2 separate regions of the Homo sapiens genome follow, and region 1 is linked to region 2. A link is a contact called in ENCODE Hi-C data. All regions are on one chromosome and are shown on one strand. The core of a region is the stretch at or near the end of the contact, and the rest is flanking DNA. Distances in the headings are between cores, read along the strand shown. Region 1 holds the start of IFT70B (intraflagellar transport 70B). Region 2 holds the start of MTX2 (metaxin 2).

Region 1 (3,736 bases), core at 177-2,676, 1.3 Mb after region 2:
GCCACATTCAACTTCCACACATCATGGTCGTTACAGAATTCCACAGATTTGCGGAAGATCTTTTCCACCATTGGATAATTTTCAAGATTCCAGTAGATTTTTGCCTGAGCCATCAACACAGGAATGTATTTCTCCATGGTTTCATCATATTCATTCACTGCCTTTTTGATAGCTTCATCATCTCTATTGTGTCTTGCTTCCTGTACTTGTATGGTAAGTTTCCGGAGGACCTCAGTCAGCATCCCTGCTAGCCCATCAAGCTTAATGAAAGCCTCTTCAGGAGCTGTCTGGCAAGTGATCACAGCGTCCAAGAAGTCATAGAGATAGGGTGTGAGGAACTTATAAATCAAATGGGCATTTTCTGCCAGGACATCTGCTGCCAGGTCAAAATACTCATATTTACAGTAGAGCAGCAACAGGTTGCCAAAAGTCTCTGGAGGAAAGGGATTCTGTTGGAGCAAAAACTGTAGCTTTTCAAACCCTTCTGTAGGCCTGGCATCCATGTTCATTAGTGCCTGGTTGTGTAGGGTCACAGGGTCCAACTCTTCCTCTGCCCTGGGTGGCATGTCAGTGAGGGCTTCTTGAGCTGCCTCATAGTTTCTCAGTTGGTATTCTATAGCTGCCTTAAGGTTGAAGGCTTCCACCAGAGCAGTCTGATGGAGGACTAAGGTGTTGCCAACACTGCGAACATCAATGCCCTCAGTGGTCATGCCCACACCTAGCTCAGGGTGCTGGCGGATGCCACGCTCAATAATCTCAGCGATATGCTTCAGTGCTGAAGCATACTGTCGGCTGCTGTAATAGGCCAAAGCCAGGTTGTAGGAAAGGTCAGGCTGGTAGCCCGAGGCCTGCAGGGCGGCAAAAAACTTGGAGCATGCAGCTTCATACTGTCCCTCCTTGTAGAGCAAACAACCCAGGTTGATCTGGCCATCGGTCTCATTCTCGCCCCCACTTTCCTCTCCCCCTTCCCTACTCGGCAGCTGCTCTACCAGGCTCCTGGACCCTGGCAGATCGCCCTCGCTGTACTTGATAGCAGCTTGCAGGCGGAGGACCCGGCTGTGGTAGGCGGGGTTATCCAGGAGAAGGAAGGCGACCCGGGTGGCCTCCGCATAAAGGCAGGCCTTGTACAGGGCCTGGGCCTGGTACAGGCGGTACTGCTCCAGTTCCGGGTGCAGCTGGCCCAGCTGCTCATAGCACTCGGCCGCCAGCGCGAACTCCTGCAGGCGGTAGTAGCAGTAGCCTAGCAGCGACAGGCCGGCGCGGCTCCTAGGGCTCCGCTGCAGTTCTCCGCCCAGCAGCTGCACCGCCTCGGCGTAGCGTGCATTGCGGATGAGGCGGTACACGACCGCGGTGAACTCCCCGTCGGGGATCTGCGCGCCGCTCAGGCCAGCCATAACCACCACGGCTGTTATGGGTGCGGTTACTATGGCAACAGAGCAACCGGAAGCGGAAGACTGCCGGTTTCCTTGTCGCAAGAAATCTGTTAGGAACAAAAAGGGACCACTCTCGTCAGTCTCTCAATTTCAGCTTGATCTTCAAATACTCTGGACTGCGGAGTGGCGGCATTCAGGAGGGGAAAGACTACTCCGGGCCGTTCAGAGACTGAATCTACTCGTCCCGGCATGCACCGTTCCAGTGGTTCCGCGGCGCGGGTCGTAGCCGCGCTGCATGCTGGGAGACGTAGTCCCGGCTGTACCTACCGAACCGGCGGCCCGTGGGGGTGCAGGGTAACTCTCCTTCCCTGCCTCTTAAAGATGAGGGGCGCTCACTGTGTCTGTTATGGCACCGTGGTCTCTGGCGCGGCGGAGGAAGGTTTCCGGCCCCATGTTCCTGGCGATTTTGAGCCTGGTACACGGTGTGGTCGATAATAATGCTGGCTTTTGGTTTAGTTTCAGTAAAAGAACCGGGATGGCAAAAGGCGAGTTATCTCTTGGAATTACCCTGGAATTAGAGCACGTTCTTTTTTGCACTACCCCGAGGGCACAGTTTGTAAGAACGGAATAGAGCGGCGAGCAGGAATCCTTAATTTGGTGGTTTCCAGAGGTTAATGAGGAAAAAGGACTGTGAATCTTGATTGGTACTGGGAGAGTTTCGGTTTTAGGTCCAAGTATCTCCCGCTCTTTTTTCCCGTAACAACAAATATTACTGAGTATATATTGGCGTTTACCCTTGGCCATCCCCATTGCGCTGGAGTTCCAACTTTCACTACTAGGTAGAAACGTTGGAGAAATGCATGACTTCAGTTTTTTCCAAGAGGGGAAAATCCAAGACATTAAAATGTGCTCCTTTCCCTATGCATTTTTACTCTTCTCTCTTAACTACTAAATTAGTCAGCCAGTGATGTGTGGGTGTGTGAGAGACACACATGCTCAGTTTGTACTTTTCAGCCTTCTAGGGATTTTGGATATTGAACTGATAAATATGGATTTTCTTCTGTTAAAATAAGAAAAGATTGCCTACACTTTAATTTTTTTTCCAGATTCTTAGTTTGAAGATTTCTATGCAGGTTTGCTAGACTGTACAAGATATCATTCTGGGTTTTCTTTCATTCTTTGTTATATATTTGGAATAGATGCTGTAGATTCCATGTTATTATCCTGGGGCTATTTTTGTATAATTTTTTTTCAGTTTATTAGTGGCCATGATGGGGCTGTGAAAAACTAGGGGCTTAATTATTCCATAAAATTATATTTAATCACCAATTTAAAAAATACCCCTAGATAAACTGACCTGGAGACCATAGACTTTAAGGGAGAATAAATACAATTTTTCAATCAAGAATTAGGGACATAGACAAGATAGCAAAATATGAATTTGGCTTATCCCAGTGAGGTACTTGTAAATAGTGTAGTTTTCAAGGTAACAATAATAGTTGTAATTCATTAACATCTATCATATGGTGGCCTGGGACAGAGCATTGTCTTTTGTAGTCTTCCATGATGTCCATTGGCCTCACTACCACCCATGATAAACAGTCCAAGTCAGAGCATGTCTTTGCTATATAATTAAATACTTCAATGCAGGTACCTTACTGCCTCTTCAACAGTATTGCTGTTCATAAATCTTTTCTACATATAAATTTTGGAGCCAACACCAACCATATTGCATCACATTCTATTAGACCACCTATATATATTATTTCTAATCATAATAACCACCCTGTATTCTGCATATTACTGATGAAGAACATGTGAATCAGAAAGATTAGGCAACTTGCCTGAGATGACACAGCTAGATAAGAAGCAGCTGAATCATGAAATTCCAAAGCTAAGTTCAGTAGGTAATAGTCACTGATGAATTAACTCTATCTATCATGTATGGGCCCAGTTATAGGGGAATATTAGTGTCTTGCTTTTTTTATATTGTTATTTTCCTGTTAAAGCAACCAGCCACCTTGGGTTGGCCAGTGGAAATTTGAACTTCTTGGCCTAAGTCGTAACTGTGAGCAAGTATTAGAAAGTGATTAGTTGGGAATGGTCACCTGTTATACCTAAAAAGGAACTTCAGTAGGCATCTGAATGCTATACCATAAAGCAGCTGACTTCACGTACTCCTGTATTCTTCTCTCTTGCTGAGAAGTTTGCCACAGTTCTGTCCTTCTAGATGAGAACAGACAAGAAACCTCCTACTGCATCAATACCAAGAAAGGGACAAAGTGCACTCATTTTAGAGAGGTTGAGTGTAGCTCTGGACCATGCAAGAACACCAGGGAAAGCAGTTGAGGAAGGCTTCTGTA
Region 2 (3,595 bases), core at 268-2,767:
GCCGAGATCACGCCACTGCACTCCAGCCTAGGTGACAGAGCAAGACTCCATCTCAAAAAAAAAAAAAAAAAAAAAGAAAAGAAAAGAAAAGAAATCATGTTAAGATGAGGTCCTGCTGGATTAGGGTGGGGGTCCCTAACACAATGACTGGTGTTATTTCTCAAGAAGAGAGAAATTTGAACACATTGACACACAGGGGGAATGCCGTGTGATGTGGTGGCAGAGATTGGAGTGATGTATCTACAAGCCAAAGTACATGGAAGATTGCCGGCAACCCCCTTCTCTGGAGCCTTGCAAGACAGCATGGCCCTGCTGACACCTTGATTTCAGACTTCTAGCCTCCAGAATTGTGAGAATGAATTTCTGTTGTTTAGCCAACCAGTTTGTGGTAATCTGGCAGCTCTAGGAAACCAACCACGCTAGTTAAGGAGGCAGAATGAACAGTAATAGAGATCTACGGATATAAAGAATGGAAATATAGCTTTCTAAATGTCATGGACAGTAATTCTTAGAATACAGGTTTCCTCTGCAAAAACCTAGTAAGCTGTCTGACTTTTTGATTTACTGTGTGATTTAAAATGAGTTACCTCACCTCTCTGAACTTGTTTCTCATCAGTGAAGGGGGCTTTGGGTTACCAGCTCTGAAGCCTGTCCCACTTGTAATACCACCAATCTGTAATGCATATGATTTTTCTTTAATTGTGTAATTTAAGAAGCTATTAGGTTAAGACAAAGTTACTCAGGGAATTTAGTTTCTCCTCTTCCTGCCCCGTTCACCCCCGAAAGGTGAGAAGTGTGTGAAACTAAAGTATCTTATTCTCCAAGCTGAGCATCATTTCGGGTGTATGGAGTTGAAGGACAAATTACCTTCTGGCTTAGGCGCTGCTCAAGCCTCCTTTCTGCCAAGCATGTTTGAATAAACAACAACAACAAAAAACACTAATGTCTATCCACGGACTAATCAACCCAGCAATATAATGGAATAGAGGGAATTCATGCAGCCTTGAATCTGGTCCTTGGAGGACTGCCTGGGCAGGCAGTTTAAACTCCTTAAGCCTATATTCTTATCCGTAAAATGGCGATAATATTATTACTTTAATGGGTTGTTGAGAAGACGAAGTCAAATAGAATATATGTGTATATATATGTATATATGTGTATATATGTACATGTGTACATATATACGTGTATATATTATATATGTGTGTATGTGTGTGTGTATATATGTATATATGTGTGTGTAGATATAGGTATATAAGTGCCTGGTATCCAGTGGGCGTTTACAAATGTTACTCGGTTACAAAATTCTGGCTTACAGAAAGGACGCTAAAAATCTCCCAGATTCCCCTGCCAGTCCCCTGGGTGGGAGACGAGTCGGGTACTTCGCTTCCACCTGCGGGCCCCCAGCGCAGAGCCTGGAATTGGCTGGACGGAGCTAGCCGCGCCGGCGCCCCGTAGGACGGCGCGGGGGCGGGGCCGGCGGAAGCGCTCGAGTGCCGTTGTCGGCTGCGCCGGAAGTCCCTAGCCAGGCCTGGCGGTAACCTTGGGGGCCTCACTGCAGCCGCCGCTGCTGTTGGAGTGGGCTTTGCGAGTCTGAACGTTGGCGGGGCTAGGCTCGTTAACTGCCGAGAGCCTCCGGGTTTGCGGTGGAGGACGCTGAGGCCCGTGGGGGGCAGGCACCCGGGCGCCGGGCCTCCCAGCCGACATGTCTCTAGTGGCGGAAGCCTTCGTCTCCCAGATTGCAGGTAGCGCGGCTGGCCGCAGACCCAGAAGGTGGCGGCGCGGTCTCGGGGAGCCGCGTGGGGTACAGGGCTGGAGCTTTCCTCCAGCCTTGCGGCATTATACGCTGAACCCGGCCCGGATGGTGGAGGCGGGCACGGACTACCAACCTTATCTCACATATGGGAAAACTGAGAAGGAGACACTTGGCCAAGGTCACCCCGCAGGAGCAGGAGTCCCGTCTCCTTCCCTTGGGCGGTACTTTGTCCCACCTCCCCATTCAGTTGGGAGGTGCTGGAGTATGAGGGGGAGGCCTTGGATTGGGATTGAGGTGGGGGGCGTTACCACAGGGGCAAGCATCTGAACGCTTCAGTCTAAGAGTGGTGGCAGTTTCTGGGTCTTGGTACTCAAAAAGTTTAAGGTGACTGTCACTAATCAGTTGTTACCTATTGTTGAGGGAACACCAGACTTCTTGCTTCGTCTCCCAGCGACACAGTAGTGCCATTTGCTAAGACTCTAGGAGTTATTTATTTATTTATTTGTTGAGACGGAGTTTCTCTTTTGTCACCGAGGCTGGAGTGCAGTGGCACAACCTGGGCTCACTGCAACCTCCGCTTCCCGGGTTCAAGCGATTCTCCTGCCTTAGCCTCCCGAGTAGTTGGGATTACAGGCGCCCGCCACCACGCCCGCGCGGATTCATGGAAAATTTTTAAATCTGCATGTACTTTAAAGAAATACTTTTGAGTCGGTGGACTGAACATGACTGATGTATATAGGTTTGTAATTTCTCTTATTGAGGTTTTTATTTATTGTAATGAAAGAAATTAAATATTGTTGAGAAAGTGAGGAGACTAAACATAGGTACTTTGAGATAGAGGCTAATGGAATTAGTCATAACTCCCTAGCAGTGTTTTCAACATGAGTACAGTAATGAAGACAGTCACCACAATAAATAGGTACATTTGAAGTAATAAGATAGTATTTTGGAAATGGGAAGTACAGAATGTGTCATAAAATTTGCCGGAATGTTTTTCACTGCTTTGCGTTTGTGTGAACGTACATTTCTTTTTTTTCCTTCTTCACTTAAAAACATTATTTTTTAGAGGAGAGAAGCTCCTACTAGATTGCAAGCTTCCTGAAAGTAGGGATCAAACTTGTTTTGTTCCCCATTGTATCCATAGTCAGTTGGTGCTCAATAAATATTTGCGACCCAAATCAATGACTAATCTTGAGATTTCAAGCAATGATTATTTCTGCTTTTACCATTTATGTTGAAACAAAATCAGGCTTATATAGTTAGATCAGCGATTTAATTTAGTTTGCTACTATGTTGAAAAAAAAAACTTCACAGTGTATGTTGAGTGGTTCACTGTGTGCATGTGTCCTAATATGTGATTTCTTTTAATGAGAAAATGATGAATGTCTTTTAATAAACTTTGGATACTGCTTTAAGTAGTGACGTTTAAAAATTTCTAGGCATTTTGTCTGTCTGCCGTCTTAGCTATTTGTAGTGATCTGTTACTCTAGGAGGAAGCATTTAAAAATGGATAATTCAATAAATGGTGTTGGAACAACTACTAAGTCATTACACCACATGAATAAATTCCAGATTGATTAAAGATCTAAATATAAAACAACAAAATTGTAATAAAATAATTAGAGGAAAACATAGATTATTTTAATAATCCTTGGATAGCAGAAGAGGCCTAAGCAAAACTTAAGAATTCATAATCCATAAGAGAAGAAATTGGCAGATTTGATTGCCGAAAAAATTTTAAAACTTTGATAAAAGACATCTCAAGTTAGTACAAATAAGAAGACAAACCAACAGAATCAAGGACAAAGGATTGGAACAGGCATTTCACAAAAGGGTGAA

What was found. Hi-C counts contacts between places; a loop is a spot of excess contacts on that map. Pooled maps may share reads with other maps.
Region 1: a loop to region 2 is called in a map of CD8-positive, alpha-beta T cell, with 35 times the contacts of the local background. The contact joins the promoter of IFT70B here to the promoter of MTX2 in region 2. A Hi-C loop is called at or near these places in 2 of 168 maps with a recorded cell type or tissue (CD8-positive, alpha-beta T cell and naive thymus-derived CD4-positive, alpha-beta T cell) and 7 of 50 pooled maps.

Annotation. Positions count from the first base shown.
Region 1 is chr2:177,551,370-177,555,105 of GRCh38, forward strand. It overlaps IFT70B (intraflagellar transport 70B), which reads right to left and starts at 1,427. Exons shown (of 1, transcript NM_152517.3): 1 at 1-1,427. The coding sequence starts at 1,394. RefSeq lists enhancers at 427-1,231, 1,232-2,035, 1,404-1,693.
Region 2 is chr2:176,267,925-176,271,519 of GRCh38, forward strand. It overlaps MTX2 (metaxin 2), which reads left to right and starts at 1,518. Exons shown (of 10, transcript NM_006554.5): 1 at 1,518-1,745. The coding sequence starts at 1,706. RefSeq lists enhancers at 1,159-1,786, 1,787-2,412 and a silencer at 1,365-1,454.